Regions from separate parts of the Homo sapiens genome. Here region 2 is linked to region 1. Evidence: read pairs that join two places in POLR2A ChIA-PET (ENCODE). Cell type or tissue: B cell. All regions are shown on one strand. Each heading gives the region's core, and the rest is flanking DNA. Links, peaks and the distances in the headings are about the cores only. Region 1 has its middle 27 kb from the start of SF3B5. Region 2 overlaps UTRN (utrophin).

What was found. Peaks named below come from ENCODE experiments on the same cell type or tissue, not always from the same donor. Only the 100,000 strongest peaks of a DNase experiment are listed, where the experiment ranks them.
Region 2: POLR2A ChIA-PET joins it to region 1 with 5 read pairs; 2 of 35 experiments call an interaction of 5 or more read pairs at or near these places.

What each region holds. Positions count from the first base shown.
Region 1 is chr6:144,065,371-144,071,546 of GRCh38, reverse strand. No RefSeq gene overlaps it. Among named protein-coding and RNA genes, the nearest start is that of SF3B5, 27 kb to the left of the region's middle. RefSeq lists an enhancer at 4,297-4,596. In B cell, for the core only: no CTCF peak of the experiment used is centred there; a DNase peak (open chromatin) is centred at 4,346; H3K27ac peaks cover 520 bases.
Region 2 is chr6:144,454,409-144,467,239 of GRCh38, reverse strand. UTRN (utrophin) reads right to left here. Exons shown (of 75, transcript NM_007124.3): 20 at 8,229-8,470; 21 at 7,886-8,066; 22 at 5,898-6,043; 23 at 4,374-4,586. Among named protein-coding and RNA genes, the nearest start is that of SNORA98, 55 kb to the right of the region's middle. RefSeq lists an enhancer at 6,448-6,547 and a silencer at 7,444-7,647. In B cell, for the core only: no CTCF peak of the experiment used is centred there; no DNase peak of the experiment used is centred there; H3K27ac peaks cover 795 bases.

The sequences.
Region 1 (6,176 bases), core at 3,123-5,622:
CATAGATGGCGTAGCTTATAGACAACGGAAATTTATTTACCATAGTTTTGGAGGCTGGAATTCCAAAACCAGGGTGCCAGCATGAGTGGGTTCTGGTGAGGGCCCTCTTCCAGGTCCCAGACTGCAGGATTCTCATTGTATCCTCACATGGAGGAAAGAGAGCAAGAGAGATCTCTGAAGTCGCTTCTAGAAGGGCACTAAGCCCATTCATGAAGGTGGCATCCTCATGATCTAATTACCTCCCAAAGGCCCCCACTTCCTAATACCATCACTTTGGGGATTAAGATTCAACATATACATTTTTGGGGGATGCAAACATTCAGCCTGCAACGATTCTACCTAATTTTGGATTATTGATGTATGACATGAGATGCTCAGGTGTCCGGCTTGTTTTGAAGTGTTCAAACTGGTAGACCGTCAAAGAAACTAAGACCACTAAATAGGAGTAATAACAGTAATTTAAATCACGAAGCTAATTTTAAAATCCCCTGTTTCCTTTTTTAAAAAAGAGCCTTTGGGAAGAGAATGTGAAGGGAGAGGCACAGATCAACCTGGTAAATGGTTCAGAACCATTTTTATGGTAAATCATTTGGAAAAGTTAAGATGCTAAAGACTGAGCCCAGTGGCTTGGCAGTTAGAAGACGTCACTGTTGATTGCAAAGAACGGGTAAAGCAGAGTGGTGAGGAAGCCAGATTGCAAGGTGTGGATACTAAGGGGTTCCACAGTGAGTAGGGACAAGAACCAATGGTAATGGGCAGAGACATGCATTGACAAAGTTCAGTGGTGTATTAGTCAGGGTTCTCTAGAGTGACAGAACTAATAGGATAGATGTATATATAAAGAGGAATTTATTAAGGAGTGTTGACTCTCACAATCACAAGGTGAGATCCCACAACAGGCTGTTGGCAAGCTGAGGAGCAAGGAAGCCAGTCTGAGCCCCAAAGCTAAAGAACTTGGAGTCTAATATTCAAGTGCAGGAAGCATCCAGCACAGGAGAAAGATGTAGGCCAGAAGATTAAACCAGTCTAGTCTTTCCACGTTCTTCTGCCTGCTTTTATTCTGGCGGCACTGGCAGCTGATTAGATGGTGCCCACCCAGATTGAGGGTGGGTCTGCCTCTCCCAGTCCACGGAATAAAATGTTAACCTCCTTTGGCAATGCCCTCACAGATACATCCAGAAATGATACTTTGCATCCTTCAATCCAATCAAGTTGACACTCAATATTAAACTTCAGAGGTAGTAAGGGAGCACTGAACTACAAGTCAATAGTTTCAGGAAGTGGCAACGCTGCTGGAAAATTTTATATTAATATTAATGATTATTATTTAAAGAATAATGAAGACATAAGCTTGAAAGCAGAGGCCCAAGAGTCAATAAAGTGGAGGACTCTGAAAATGCAAGTAAAATGTGACAACCAATAGTCTAATCCTGGAGAAGTTTGGGGTTTTGAGCTGAAGTCACAGGGATTAGCTTTTGCAAGGAGAACCATTTTCTCAGAGAAGAAAGAAGAAAAATAAATAATGGAAAGATGCAAAAATATTTGTGAAAGCTCCAGTGGGAAGTATTTCTACTTGAAGAAGAAGGCAATTCACTCTGTTGAGAATGAGGAGGAGGAAAAGTTGAGATCTTGGATGCAAAAGGTTTAGAATTGCAGAGGTAGAAAATGTAATAAAGAGATGATATGGTTTGCTGTATCCCACCCAAATTTCATCTTGAATTGTAGCTCCCATACTCCCCATGTGTCATGGGAGGGACCCAGTGGGAGGTAATTGAATCATAGGGGCAGGTTTTTCCCAGCTGTTCTCATGATAGTGAATAAGTCTCACAAGATCAGATGGCTTTATAAAGGGCAGTTTCCCTGCACACTTTCTCTTGTCTGCCACCATGTAAGACATGACTTTTCTCCTCCTTTGCCTCCCACCATGATTGTGAGGCCTTTCCAGCCACGTGGAGCTGTGAGTCCATTAAACTTCTTTTTCTTTCTTTGTTTTTTTTTTGAGACAGAGTCTCGCTCAGTCGCCCAGGCTGGAGTGCAATGGCACAATCTTGGCTCACTGCAACCTCCATCTCCTGAGTTCAAGCAATTCTCCTACCTCAGCCTCCCGAGTGGCTGGGATTACAGGCACCTGCCACCACACCCAATTAATTTTTGTACTTTTAGTAGAGACGGGGTTTCACCATGTTGGCCAGGCTGGTCTTGAACCCCTGGCCTCAGGTGATCTGACGGCCTTGGCCTCGCAAAGTGCTGGGATTACAGGCTTGAGCCACCGCACCTGGCCTAAACCTCTTTTTCTTTAGAAATTACCCAGTCTTGGGTATTTCTTCATAGCAGTATGAAAATGGACTAACACAAGAGATGATGAAAAAGATGCTAAAAAGCTGTATGTGCTCTTCTGAAATTATATTCAGAGTAGATCCAATCAACATACTCTTTTGATGTCCCAGTAGCACGTAACAATTTGAGAAAGTAACAAAACAAGTGAATGAGGGGAGATTTCTGACTGGAAATGGAGAGAAGTCAAGGAAATGAAGAGTCATGCTTATGGCGGTAAGGAAATAAGTGCACACACGTACACACAAAACCACAGCAACAAAAACTGACCTATAGTGAGTGGAGAGGTAAGGGAAGTCAGAATGGAGGTAATGAACTAAGAAAGTAGGAAGAGGTTCTAGGGATTAAAGGTCACAAAGACATTTTTTAAAATAGGAAGCAAGACAAGGTGGGCAGAATAAGAGGCTGTGGCAACAAAAGGGAATTCTATATCCTTGGAGTAATTTATTCATTAAGGTGGTCCCTTACATTGGTAACTAATGAGTTCCTGGAAATGTGTTTAAAGGCAAAAAACAAAACAAAAAAAAAAATAGAAAAAGAAAAAAACAACAAAACCTGTAGATGTTAGAAATATTTCTCATTACTAGAAAAAAATTTTGATTAGAAAATTTCTCATGATGGTCTCTGTAGGTCCTGGCTCCCTCAGGCTTGAGCGGCCAGGGCTGCCAGTGAGAGTTCTAGCCTGTCAGCCCTCACTCTGGAACCCAAGGCAGGGAGATGGCTGCTGGGGTCAGGCCACCCATGTCCCAGGCACCTGGGTCGATTAAACCCAACTACCAACATCATGCCGTTGTTTAGTTGGAACAGGGTAGGGGGTGAGGATCTTCATCTTCTGTACCTACAGAGGATTTGATTGTATTATTTCACCAAAGAATTGAGGCTGTGTCTGCTGGAACTAACCCCATTCCCCAACCCAGGAGAGCAGGTTCTAGGCACTGGGACATGACCCCTGAGCCTCCTTCATGAGTGCCGTCTGTGTGGAGGCAGAGGTCCAAGAACATGGTTCTTTGGCATGGGGTGGTGGGCGCTGGGACCACAAGCCCCCGGCGTCTGTGCTTCTTTTGATGAGTGGCTAACAGCAACACCCATCACTCAATGGTTGGTGTCATCTCTTAGATCATGACCCAAAATGGAATTTGGTGTATGAAAGGTAGTTGCAGGTTATGGGGCAGGGGGTGCGGTGTGTATTAATAAACAGTGCACAGCTGTACTGATGGTATATAACCAAAGATCTTGTACTTGAAAGTTAAGGACTGCTGGATGCGCTAGTGACATCTGCAAATGAGGGATGTTGTGACTAGGTATACAACTAAGGAAGGCTGTACTCTCAGTCTGGGATTGGGGAATGACTGCTTTAATCTTCAAGCTCAAGGGCCTCACATCTTCTGTAGGTCTTTTAAGAAAGCACCCACAGACCAAACGTGGTGGCTCATGACTGTAATCCAAGCACTTTAGGTGGCCGAGGTGGGCAGATCACCTGAGGTTAGGTGTTCAAGACCAGCCTGGCCAACATGGTGAAACCCCGTCTCTACTAAAAATACAAAAATTAGCTGGGCATGGTGGCATGTGCCTGTAATCCCAGCTACTCAGGAGGCTGAGGCAGGAGAATCGCTTGAACCCGAGAGACAGAGGTTGCAGTGAGCTGAGATTGCGCCACCAAACTCCAGCCTGAGTGATGGAGCAAGACTCCGTCTCACAAAAAAAAAAAAAAAAAAAATTGTTGGGTGTGGTGTCAGGTGCCTGTAATCCCAGCTACTCAGGAGGCTGAGGCAGGAGAATCACTTGAACCTGGGAGGTGGAGGTTGCAGTGAGTCGAGATGGCGCCATCGCACTCCAGCCTGGGTAACAAGAGTGAAACTCTTACTCAAAAAAAGAAAAAGAAGAAGAAAAAAAGTAATGTGAGTCCCTCCTCCCTCCTCGCTCTCACTTTCTGTTCTCCAGCCTGCCATTTCTAGATCAGTTGGTCTAAACCTGTTCTGCTGTGAAGTGCCCAATAGCATGGGCAAAAGAACATGGGCTCTGGTGTCAGCTTGCCTGAATAAGCACTAGAATGGTAGCTGTTATTCCTTTCATTAGAGCGATTTCCTTCCCTCCTCTAAACTTTGGAAAAACCATCTATTCCTTGAAAGTTGTATGTATCCTCCCTCTCTCACTTCCTTTATTGAATTTGTTTTTGAAAGTCTTTGAAAGTTCAATTCCTGCATGAAAGTTCACTACCTGCCTGAAGGAGAAGTAGTGAACTTGCCTTCTTTATCTAAATGTGCAATCTCCCATCTGCCTACCCCATCCGAGCCACAGCTGGACTCACATGTTGTGGGGTGGGAGTGTGCATGGGTGCAAGGTTTATTTTCTGTCTTAACAAAATATTGTTGCTTTTACAGTAATACAATAACAAACTATTTCACAATTTAGTTAGAAAATTTAATGCACTTTTGTAGTTTTATTCATGTTTCTGACAGATATAAAATCTTTCTCTCTGAAGAGGCAACGGAAAGGATGTGTCTCATTCTCCTTCTCCTTATTCCTATGATCCTTTTATTCTTCTCTGTCCTTTCCTGCTTCCACTCTCCTTTTGCTCCCCCTAAAAATTTGATTTGTCCCTTTTATTACCCAAGAGGGAGAACAAAAGTAGAGGGGGGAAAATCTCTTCACGATACTGGCATTTTATAAGAACTACATATTGAAAGGCTGTGACTTAAGAGGCACTACCAACGACCCAAAAGAATTTCACTAATTCTTTTATGAATTCATTCATTCATGCAACGAATGTCCTATTATGTGCCTGGCACTGTAGCAGGCACTCTCCCTTCCTCACCCTAAATAACTAAGTTGTGGATCTAAGCTTTCTGTTTAGTTCTCCTGCAATAGAAACTTAAAATAACGACTTACTTTTGATATACTCTTTTCTTCCACTTTGCAAAACATAAATGACTTCATGTATTTTATTTTATTTTATTTTATTTTATTTATTTTTTGTGAGATGGAGTCTCACTCTTGTTGCCCAGGCTGGAGTGCAATGGCCCTATCTCGGCTCATTGCAACCTCTGCCTCCCAGGTTCAAGCAATTCTCCTGCGTCAGCCTCCCGAGTAGCTGGAATTACAGGTGCCCACCAGCATGCCCAGCTCATTTTTTTGTATTTTTAGTAGAGAAGGGGTTTCACCATATTGGCCAGGCTGGTCTCAAACTTGCCAGCCTCAGCCTCCCAAAGTACTGGGATTACAGGCGTGAGCTACCGCGCCCAGCCTGACTTCATGCATTTAAAATAGTTTCTTCTCTTCTCCCCCAAAGTGCAGAAAAAAGAGCTAAGATTTAGAATCCAGGCAAATCAGGTGGGTTCAAATCCTGACTATCTGTGTGAACTTAGACAACTTAATCTACTTTTGAGTTTTCATTAGTTAATTGAGGGTATTACAACTACAGCATAGAGATTTTGAAATTCAATGAGAAAAAGAATGAAGTGCCTTGAACAGGAAAGTTCCTTTCCTTATGTTGTTGTCTTCGTTTATACGCCCTTTGGGGATAGATTATAAACTCATTCATCTGAAGTGCAGTAGTATTAATAACCAATATAAAAACTAAACACATAGTCCTAACAGAGCAAGCAAATGTGTAACCTGAACACATTTCAGTAAATTTGTTGATTTTCCAGGTATTTCATATGCAGGGCAAGTCTTCTTTGCTGTTGCATGAGCTGGGGAAATTTTGCACTGAAAATTCATTAACAATTCACTCATGGGGGAATTTCTTCTCTTGCCCAAACAACAAGTTATGGTAACATAGTTACATATTCATATTTGTGAGATGGAACTGTGGAAAAAGCGGGTCTTTGCAACGTGGCAGA
Region 2 (12,831 bases), core at 4,683-7,182, 390 kb before region 1:
CAGGAGGAGGAGGGATGTGAATTCCTAGCAAGTACATGACATTTTCAGAGAAAGGCAATAGTCTAGGATGGTCTTTGGTGACCCACCGTATTCTCCCCACCTGACTCAGCTCACAGTGGAGATGCAGGGAGGGCTTCAGGGCAAGAAAGGGACATTTTGTATTAATGGCACTTGGTATTAATTTGTATTAATGGTGAAGACAACCAGATCCTTTCAGAAGTACAACTCTGGTATTGGTGTGAAAGATGAATTCCAGAGAGAAGAGACAGGAAGTGGGAATCAGATTTAAAGGGTAATGAAATTTTCAGGGAAAGAGATTGCATGAGAGCCTGAACCCAGAAGGAAGGGCCTGGAGGAGGAGCCTGAAAAGGCAGGAGCGCTGGAAAATAGAAGACAGTTTTGTGTGTGCCTTGGGGACATCTTTCATTTCCCAGTTATACATAGGGCAGGAGCTCTTGAATAAGGAAAAGGAAGTACGTAATATGAAATACTTTGCAGCCCCTAAATCCAAAGATATTACTACTGGTGAGGAGAGATATATAAGCAGCCTCTTAGGATTTTATAATATGTTATCCCCATGATTCACATGAAAATCCAGTCAGTAAAATCAATAATGGAAAAAAGAAATACCCATTTCATGTATTTTCAAATGTTTTGTCACCTGGAAGGGGTATAGTAGTTTGTAAAAAGTAACAATGAATATTTTACCTCGTAAGTACAGGAATGGAGGTTATTGCTTTGGCATGGCACAAATAAAAAGAACTTAAGAATGTATTTGGGCATAACACAATGAATAAAAATATGTAGGTCCAATCTCAACATGCACAAAAGGAACCAGCTATGGAGACAAAGGAAATGCAGGCAAATGAGGAAAAACACTGCAATGCCAACAAATAACAGAAAACTGAAATTCGCACACAACTAACAGCCTCTTACAAATATTGAAGGATAGCAGAAAAAAGCAAGCACATGGCCATGAAAACACTTTCAAAGTTTAAATGTGCTGTATCAATGAAAGATGTTATTAAGTAGTGGGATTCACTTCCAAACTCTATCTGGACTATGGATTTAAATGTCCTTCACAGAGTTCCAATATCATTTCTTTCCACAGTGTGGGGGAAAATGATTGGAATTAGCAATATTTGTCAATTGTTCTTGTCTAACTTGTATGTACAAGGATCCACTGTTAATATTAGCTGCCCCCAGGAAAGAAAATGGTATTGGGGAAGAAAAGGAACTCTAAATGTTCACTGTAAGTATTTCTGTGGTATTCAATTTCTTCACAATGTGTAGGCTTCAAGTACTACTCATGTAATGAAAAATGCATTTTAAAAATAAACGAGTTAACTATTTTGTTCCTACAAAACATTATTATGAATTGGCATTGAATCTAAAACCTACTGTGCTTCATGCCTTAAAGACAAAAATAATTAAATGCCTAAAAAATCATATATCAGGTCATTGAAAAAGGGAAAACAATGATAATCTGCAAATAAATATTTATTATAATTATCTAATAATTTGAGGGTGTGGAATTTAAAGTTTTCCCAAGTAAATCATGAGTAGTTAAGTAACCAGCAATTCCTACAAAGCAAAAAAAAGGAGTTTTCTTTTGAATTTAAGATAAAACATGTATTTCAATGAAGAAGTTATACAATTAAGAAATATAGACACTGTATTCCTTAACCACAATCTTGCAGTTAGTACACAAGAAGCAAATAAAAAAAGTACTGGACATTACAAATCTGCTACTGTAACAACAAACACTTACATATCCAGACACACACCCTTGATGTTGGATATTTTTAATGGAAATAAATATTTCCAAGTGACCACTTTTAGTGCCTGGATTTGCTACATTAATAGCAACAACCCACCAAAGCTTAAAGCTGGATTACTATAACCACAGGACTCTTTTGTATTTTGGGAGAATATTTATTCTCTTTAAGCTCCATATTGAAATAGTAGCATACATTTAGCTAACCCTAAGATATACTTTTAAGAGTCAAAAGAAGACTAACTCTGAGGTTAATCTCCATTTATACTTTGGACTTAAATCTGAAAACAAAGGGATGATCTTTTGAAAAGATGGGGAATGTTTCATCTGGCATTGCTAAACTTTGGCACTAGTGACATTTGGAGCCAGATGATTATTTTGTTGTGAGGCTGTCCTGTACATGGTGGGATGTTTAGCTGCATCCCTGGCCTCTACCCACTGGAAGTCTTCTCCCACAGTTCTGACAACAGAAATGTTTCCAGAAATTAACAAGTATCCTCTGGAGGGTAAAATCACCCCGGTTGAGAATCACTGATAATACAATGCTGGGACCATAACCAAAAACTTTAGAATTATAGAAAAGGCCAATGCTCATTTTGAAAGCCGGGAACAATTGCAACTCATAATACACAACGAGAAGTGGGACCATCGCAAAGTAAAATGGGCCAGGCATGGTGGCTCATGTCTGTAATCCTAGCATTTTGGGAGGCCGAGGAGGGTGGATCACCTGAGGTCAGGAGTTTGAGACCAGCCTGGCCAACATGGTAAAACCTCATCTCTACTAAAAATAAAACCTTAGCCGGGCATAGTGGCATGTGCCTGTAGTCCCAGTTAATCAGGAGGCTGAGGCAGGAGAACTGCTTGAACCCGGGAGGCTGAAGTTGCAGTAAGCCAAGATTGCACCATGGCACTCCAGCCTGGGGCAACAGAGCAAGACTCCATCTCAAAAAAAAAAAAGTAAATGAGTCAAAAACACTAAGCCACACAAAACACATTTCTCTCCATAATTACTGGTTTATTTGAATGAGATCTCCATCTAGAACTGCACTTACACCTAGAGAAAAACTACCTCCTGTCACTACCATCACACACAGCTACCCACACACACACACAACCCCTCCATCTGTATCTTCTGCTGATCATTCATTGGAACTACCCATTAGTTCCTGAGTCAAAGAACGCCCCTCCAAATTCAGTGGTCCACTCAGAGAATCTGGCTGGATCCCTTCCACACTAATCTGTGAGGTCTTCCAGCTCCTCTTCTACCACGTGTTCTCTGACTTTGATTTTCAAAACATACATTTTCATTAATTTTTGTCTTCGCTTTCAATCTTTTCACTTTTTGGGGGCAATATTCCTTATGCAAATTTGCTTAGCATCTAAATCCAAATCTATATATATTTAGATCTAGATCCAAATATATGTAGATATAATATTTAGATGTAGATCCAAATATATGTAGATATATATATTGTATCTACATATATTTGGATCTACATCTAAATATATATAGATTCGGATTTAGATTCTCTCTATATAAATAAAGATGTATATGCATATATACAGAGACATCTCCCTATATATATAGATATATATCTACACATATTTGGATTTAGCTTCCAAGAGAATCTATCTATCTATATATATAGATAGATAGATATACAGAGATATATCCAAATCTAAATCTCCTATTGCTAATTTCATTTCATTCGTTGAAAAATATTGATTGGATGCCTTCTCTGTGCCAGGCATTGCTCTAGTTATGAGTACATCTTGGCATACATCGGTGAATAAGAAATTTAAAAAAGACAAAGATCCCTGACTGATGGGGAAAAAAAAAAAAAAAGACCAAGGTAAGGAGTCACTGGAGGATAGGAAGCCTTGCAGGGAGAGAGTGTGATTGGTTCATTCTCCACCCAGAACTTTCCTATTAAAATACCAGGTGACCTGGAAACTCTGCTTCTCCATCTTTCTCACAGGCAGAATGTTAAAATCTGACACTGACTTCTATTGACATTGACTCTCTCCTTATACATCCTCACATTTATCCTTTCCTCTTAAACTTTATCACTGCTGCATCTGTCAACATTTTCAGGTGTAGTGAAGGATCCTGTTTCTGAATTTTCATGTCCCTGGAACGATTTGCCTTCCCACTCTGACACTGTCAATGGCCTATCTCTGACTTTTGACTTCAAATGTCAAAAACCTGCAAAAAGTAGTTTCATGTATTCAGCAATTTACTACTACCTGGGCTATTTCTACCACCCCAACCAAGTTACTACTATAATCTAATCAACAGTCTGTATTTCACACAGGCCCTCCATGCCTGAAACATTATTTTGACCATTTTTAAGCAATTTTCTCTTATCTTCAAGGTCCAGTTTACTCTACTTTTGACTTTGCTTCCAGGCAAAAGGAAATAAATGTGCTCTCTAGCACATTAAAAGTACATCTTTGATAAGTCCCAACTTAAATACATAATAAATGGGGATCTAGAAAGAATGTAAAATATTTAAATAATAAATACGTGAATCTTATAAGATAATTACTATTTACCCCGTAATAAACTTAAACTCCCAGTGGCCTCTGGATTTACCTCAAAAGCTCTGAGTGTGAGAGCAATTTCCTCAAGCAAATGTAGATCTTTGGAAACCAAGACCTTTAGCTTGTTCCACTTTCCTTGCACATCATCAAATTCTTGCTTATATAATTTTTCTACATCAGGATGAACATTTTTCTCCAGAGCCTTTGTTTCTTCTGCAAGTTTATGTAATGCAGGTTTCTGATTCTCAAGGATTTCATCAAGGGTCTGGAAAAAGTTTTAAAAGATTAAAAATATGCACAAAAATGTGTCTGCACAGATATAGTAAAATGGGCTATATAAAGTCAAAAGTCACTTTAAAATGCATTAGAAAGCATTTTTATCTAAAAAGAACAGTGGGTGGGAGTGTGAATTAGTTCAACCACTGTGGAAGACAGTGTGGTGATTCCTCAAAGACCTAAAACCAGAAATGCCATTTGACCCAGCAATCTCACTGGGTATATACCCAAAGGAATACAAATCATTCTGTTATAAAGATATATGCACACTATGTTCATTGCAGCACAATTCACAATAGCAAGGACAAGGAATCAACCCAAATGCCCATCAATGATAGACTACTTAAAGAAAATGTGGTACATATCAACCATGGAATACTATGCAGCCATAAAAAGGAACAAGATCATGTCCTTTGCAGGTATATGGATGGAGCTGGAAGCCATTATCCTCGGCAAACTAATTCAGAAACAACAAAAAAAAATACCGCATATTCTCACTTATAAGTGGGAGCTGAATAATGAGAACATACGGACACATGGTGGGGAAAAACACACACTGGGGTCTGTTGGAGGGTGGGGCATGGTGGGAGGGAAAGCATCAGGAAGAAGAGCTAATGGATGCTGGGCTTAATACGTAGTGCAGCAAACTACCATGACACACGTTTACCCATTTAACAAACCTGCACATCCTGCACAAGTACCCCTGAACTTAAAATAAAAGTTGGAAATCAAAAAACAAAACAAAACAAAACATGAAAAACTCATGAAAAAAATAGGCATAATCATAAAAATTAAAGCTTTTTCTTCATGAGTTGTGTGTGGGCAATACAGTGTATTCTCAACCCTAAAAACCAAGGGAACAGCAAACCCAGTGTGGGCCAAGTGTGCAGTGCTCAATGGCTGCTCTCCTTTTCATCTAATAGCACAGAGCCATAAGGCTACTCAACTAAATGACCTCGGAAACATTCCTATTCGATGCAGAAAAAAGTATACATCAACACGTCAACTGATAGTCCTCATTTCATAAAGATATTTTAGCAGATTTTATGAACAGGTTGAGAATTTTAAGCTAATCACAGCAGAAGGAGAAAATATGCTTTTCTTCTATGAAAAAATTTTTAATAACTGTACTTTCTTTTATGTGAGGTCAAACTAACCCTCAAATCATAAACACATTTTTGCACCAATGATGAACAAAACTGACCAACTTTTTTTTTAATCTCTGAAAAAACATTTCAAAATATGTAAGAGGAGATATTAGAAGAAGCGCTAGAGTTCTAACATGGAAGATATATGTTACCTTTTTTTCTTGCAGGGCCTTCTCCACCTTGGCAAGATCATTAAGGACATTCAGAGACACCTGGGCCTTATTTTCTGAATCATTTAGCACATCTTTCAGTGTTTTCAATGTTTCCAGATATGCATGTCCAGGTTGGCCCTTCAGTTCTGTTTATTTAAAAATATTTAGTTTGAAAAAATCATATTAGGAACCAATATTATTACATAGACCATTATCCTAAATGAATTCCAATACATGGCAAAGGAGACCCCATGATTAAAATGTAAAAGGGTCTCTGTTAATTAACAACATAGATCATTCCATTGGCATTTCTGAGAGTCAGACAGTGACTTCATTCCTGCGGATGTTGACGTTTGAAATATTAACTAACCCACTATAATTTTTCTTCATTTCTTCATGATGAAATGTCTCTCTGAAGATGGAACAACAATGTCCCTTTTGTTCCATATAATCTCCTCTTCCTTAACAGCTACACAAAGAATAAAAGAAAACAAAGATCCCTTCAACCAGTCTTGCTGTAAGCTCCACCGTGTAGACAAACCCAGGTCCAGAGTGGAGGAGATTATATGGAAATACTGCCACCATGCTGCCCAGGTACCCTGAGAAATAATGACTGAACAGCCAGCTGGAACAGTGTCTACCTCAGTCACTAATGTAAAAATATCACAGAAGTAACACTTGCGTGGAAAGGAAGTGAGTTCTCTTGAAGCACAAAGAGGTGAAACCAACTAGCAGCAAAAGTTAAACTGCCTACTGATCCTTGTCAAAAGTGAAAGCACAGCTTGTACCAATAAGTGGAGAAAGAGGTACCCTCAAAGACATATTTCACATAACTGAATTCAAGGAACAAAGACATGCTGTCCAGATGCACTTTCAGAAGAAAGGCAATACGACACATTTGCCTAGCATGCACACATACAGACACTTCCAGTCATCACACAATCTACAATTGCTGAAGTTAGGCTGGGTTACATGTGGAGCATTTCACACAATGCTCAATGCATTTCACAAAATAATGCACAATGCAACACAGTTCCTAACTCAAATGGCAGCTAGGAAGTAAATAGTGTAACGTAGGAGGGATGAGCTTTCAAAATCTTTAACAGTGAACCTTCCAAAACCAAGTGTATTCCAAAAGTAAGAACTCTAAAATTTTTCTGAATCTGACAGTGGAATATGATTTCTTTTAAAAGACAGTATGAGACTGCCAAAACTTTAACTATTTTGAGGAAACAGAAGTAAGGGATCATTCATTTTGATCCTCCTAGCAATGATATTAAGTGGCCTCCTCAACCAAAGGAAGAAATTGCACCTGTTTCTCAAAAAAAAAAAAAAAAAAAATCTTTAAAAATCATTATATCCAGGTCAGGTACAATGGCTGACACCTGTTATCCCTGGTATTTTGGGAGGCTAACATCTGTTATTTTGCCTAACACCTGTTATTTTGGGAGGCTGTTATATCACCTGTTATAATGGCTTACACCTGTTATTTTGGGAGGCTGAGGTGGGAAGATCACTTGAGCCCAGGAGTTCTAGACCAGCGTGGGCAACATAGCTAGACCCTGGCTCTACTAAAAATAAAAAACCAGCCAGGCATGGTGGTGCATGCCTGTAGTCCCAGCTACTCAGTAGGCTGAGGCAGAAGGACCACTGAAACCCAGGAGGTCAAGACTGCAGCTATGATTGCACCACTGCTCTCCAGCCTGGGTGACAGAGTGAGATCCTGTAGCTACAAAAAAAAAAATTATTATTATATCCTACTGACACAATTTTAGAGAATGTGAAACTTGCTTGTATGTTTACAAAAAGGTGTGAATCTGGAAAAGAATCTGAATACAGAAGACTTTAAGACTTTGAACAATACAGGCACAAAGGAAAATGGAGAAGGTTGGTGCAAAGCAAGCAAGTGTACTCAAGTTCTAAATGTTGGGAGTCATGTTTACATTAAGGCAAACTGAGACAGGAGATTTTAAAATTGTTGGGTTTACCATTCTCTAGATGTTGTTGACGATCCTCTACAGCCTCTTGTACAGCTTGGTAGCGGCCCAGAAAGCTATCGAAGCCCCGCTGGACAAAATCTGGGGCAGAAGGCTGAGACATCAGGGCCGAGCAGCTTGCACGAGCCATTTCAATTTTGGGGTGAAGGCCAAGAAGATTTGTCAATTCCCGCTAAGGAAGAGAAAATACGGTCACACAACTCACTGAAGATGAACATCCTCACAGGAAGTTAATCAGGGCAGCATTAACTTAAAGTTCATGATACGAGAAGCCCTCCTTAACTCTGGAACTGCACATAGAATTCCTCCACTTTCCAGACCGTTGGCTCCTTACCTGACAGGAATCCTTCAAGCTTGGCAAGGACTGCCGGGAAGATTCAGAAATGGAAGTGTGTTTTACCCACTCCTCCTTTGTCTTGATGACCTTTTCAAGCTCATCAAGCTGCTTGAAATAAGCATTTATATCTTCCTGTAGCTGAATCTTTCTTTCTAGATCTTCCAAATGTTGAGATACATTCTTCCATTCTGATGAAACCTTCTCCAGAACATTTTTTATTTCTTCAGTAGGAAGGCCTTCTATGCAGACATGAAAAACAAGCAAACAGTCTATATATTACAAAATGTGTCTTGAATTTATTCTGAACATTCTAACACTCAGAATAGTGAGGCAATGTCACACATAATGATCACTTTCTTAAGTCCCTTTTAATACAACAACAAAAATTTATAATGATGCACTTAAAAATAATGATGTTTATTTCAATTCCTTGAACAAAGAAGAAAGACATTTTAAAATAACGATTCAGGCACATCAGTAGAACTTCAGCCACTGCCTTTTCTAGATAATATATGTTTCCATCCATGCCATGCTTCTACTCTGCTAGTTTATCACCTGAACCAGTGAAATAAGATCAACTACCTTGATCTGTCTAGGCCCGACTTCAGAAAGAAGACCCTTTGTCCTAAGAAAAAAAGAAAGCTGGCTAGAAAAACTAGGAGGCAGCTCAGGTCTTGGTGACCAAAGCACAGTGTCATATAAATTAAAAAATGAATGGCGAGGATGCCTTATGCTGGGAAGCAACCTGGTGAGTGCAGGAATATTAAGCCAGCAGCCAGGCTCTAGAAGCATCAGCAAGCCCACTGGAGACCTTGCACATAAATAAGCAAATACCAAAAGACTGAGGCAGCAATAAGATGATCTACTTTAGAAACACATCAGGGAAAACAATGCCACCATTTTTATTACTGAAATCTTATCATTTTATTTGTCCGATATTTTTGAAAAGTAGAGAATGTTCCTAAAAATAATAAAGTCATATATAATAATAGGTTTTATCATAGTCCTTCCCTTAATCTAAAATACCTTCAAATCCTCTAAAATGACTATGAAAAAGTATGGGAAATCTTCAAAGGAATCTTTCTATTCGGAGGAAAACATGCATACCAAAAGGATGGCTTCACATTTTTATTGAGTAGGAAAGCAATAAAACAATCCTGCTTTATAAACATATATGATCAAAATCCAGGATAATGAGAGCTTGAACTAAAAAACAAAGGCATAAAAACAAAAAGTCATGTATGATCCACAGACAATGCAACTTTGAAAATTTTTATAATACACTGTGTCTACTGAAAATCATAAATGAGGGCATATCATGCTGTCATTTGAATGTGTCACCTATGTCAATTGCAGAAGTTCACTGTTCACCACCATCTCTCAGGTAAGAGAATATGAGACATAAGCAAAGCATTCACACCACAAGCCATGCTGCATTACCCCTGTTAATGGGGAGAGTATACAAAACAAATCACCATTTTCCTAACAATATGAACAATGGAGATATGGGTCATGCCCCTGCCCCATCATTTCTATTCTAGGCAGGCAAAGGAATAGTAACACCAGCCACATCATCTTTATGTTGGACAATTCATACTAATCAAGGAAGAAAATTAAGTAGGTAAATAAAATTTCTGAGATGGAAAATTACCACTACTCATCTAGAAAACTGGAAAGAGGTGCTCACTTCAAGAACAAGGGCGGTTAAAACAACTTCAGTTATTTTTTCACTGACAATGTCTTACAAGCCATTCATTTTGCCTCTTTAAACCAATTTTAAACATCTGAATCTCCCTTTCTCTAATCCTGAGATATTGCTGGTTACAGTGATGCCCGGTAATGATTCAAACACAATTTACATCTTATAAAAGGAAAACTGCACATTGTCTTTAAAAATAGTTGTTTTACTCCCAGAGATCCAGAGTTTAAAATTTTCTATTTCTATAAAACACAGAGTTCTTAGAAGGTGACTAGTCAAAAGGCAAAATCAACAGAAGATCACTTTATTAATTGTCTAAAAGGGAGAACATAGAACACATTCCTGCCACTCAGTCTCACTTGACTTTACACTTCTCAGTCTATCACTATTGGAATCAAGGGAAACGTTTACAAAACATAGGACCTTCACCAAACTTCCTGGGCTTATATGCTTAGGCAACCACAATGGGCATTGATTCATAAAGCCACATTATCCAGATGCCCAACTACTCTACTGTATTTTACTAGATGAAGAGCTCTAGGAACAAGATAAGCTAAACGAAGAAAACCAAGTATATCAGCTATGAAAGTCAAATGAAACACACTATTTTATTTATTATTATTATTATTATTATTATTATTATTATTATTATTATTTTGAGACAGAGTCTTGCTCTGTCACCAGGCTGGAGTGTAGTGGTGCAATCTCAGCTCACTGCAACCTCCGACTCCCTGGTTCAAGCGATTCTCCTGCCTCAGCCTCCTGAGTAACTGAGATTACAGGCATGTGCCACCATGCCCAGCTAATTTTTGTATTTTTAGTAGAGACGAGGTTTCACCATGTTGCCCAGGATGGTGTTGATCTCCTGACCTCGTGACCCACCCACCTCGGCCTCCCAAAGTTCTGGGATTACAGGTGTGAGCCACTGCGCCCAGCCTCACGCTATTTTATTTTCTAAAATTGTTTCTATGCTCTATGAGATACCTCAAAACTTATGTAAAATGCATTAGGCAGGAAAGACCTATCAGAATTGGCTATGGTGGGCTTTTTGATGGAACTGGTTTCAGAAAAACAGTGACGTGATTATTCAAATATGGGTTTTACTGAAGAATTTGACATGCCTCCCTAACTGAACTGGAACACACAGACTTTATCCAGTTCAGCTCCCCCATTTCTCAGCTTCCCACTGTTGTCCTAAAAAAAATTTTTTAATAGATGCATCTTTAAAACAAAAAAGAATTAGGGTCCTCTAATGAATGCATTTCTAATTCCACCAATGCTTGAAAAAACATGATAATACAAACTATAAAAGGTTTCCTATGAAATTGGGCAAGTATACATTAGGTGACAAAAGCCCCATGTCAACTATTCTCCAGTGTTGCCTTTGGCCTTTTGCAAGTAGCACTTTCATGTGAACTCAATGTCCAGAATGTGTCTATTTAGGACCCATTTATGGTAGAATTTTATGGACCAAAGCCTATAGTCAGCTAATAAACTAATAGTCACCTGATAAACTAACAGCTAAGAGTCAGCTAATAAACTCCCTCATTTTCCAGACACCAAGGCAAAGAAACAAGGGTTCCAAGACTTTCCCAAGGATAAGAAACTAGAAAAGGACAGGAGAATCCAAGTTTGCCCATTCCCCCAATCACTGTTATTCTCACTATAACATCACCTCGCACCAACTTCTCATCTACATCAAGTCTCCCCCATCTTCATAATTCTGCCACACTGCTGAAAACCTGACAGAAATGGGAGTAAATTCAGTACACAGATTCAAGAAATTATCCCATATTCACATCAGATAAAGTCAGAGTCACCAGGTACAATGCTGAGGTAGAAGTAAAAAATCTATGCTTGTAAAGGAAATAAATTCAACATCCAATGCATTATAATTATTGAATGAATCTCAAGGGAAGTTATCATCTGTTTGTGTCTCTGGATCTCTTCAAGTAAATACTGGAAAGAGTAACCTCCAAGTGGGATGCCCACAGGAAGGACAACTAAGACAATCTGCTAGAATGGATTTTGAAAGAAAATATTAAATACTATTCTATTTAATTTATTTAAAGAAAGAAATTAACATTTATTAATAATAAATGGATTGATAATACATTTGCATAATTTCAAAATAAATGGACATACACTGTCCACATGGTATACATTCCATATTTTGTGTGTATGTGTATATATCTATATATGTTTGTGTGTGTATATATGTTTCTGTGTGTTTGTGTGTGTGTGTGTATACACATATCCAGTATACATACTAAATAAATAAACATATTTGTTAAAGGCTGGAGGCAAAATAATCTAAGGTCAAAACAACATGAACAGTTGTTTTCTGGAGGGAGGAAGGTGACTAACCCAAAAGAGAAATTTCTGGAAAGATGGAAATTTTCTACAGTGATGTGTGTGTGTAGGTTACACAGGTATATCTATTTGTCAAAACAGCACAGCTAAGTCATGTATTTCAATGTAAGTAAATTTTACTTCCAAGAAAACTGTAAAAATAGTAATAATTGAGAGGCTGAGGAACGAGTAAAGGTATAGATAATTCAAGAATGGCAGAATATTGTCAATTACTAAACTAGGTAACTGATACAAGGAAGTTCATTATAGTATTCTATTTGCTTTTATACAGTTATATTTTCCATAACAAAAAGTCAAACAATAAAAAATTAAATGCTACTGCTTTTAAGATTCTTGTCAAACTAATATTCCTAATTCTGTATAGGTATCTGTACAGGTGTCAAGGAGAGCTACAGCAGCCTTCCAAAGTGCTTACCATTATTAGACCAACGTACATGGAGTGCAAGAAATGTCTTTCAACATTTCTCTAGAACAAAGAGAGATTCATATGCAAAACTGCACATCAAGAATATTAATCTTTAGCTTATT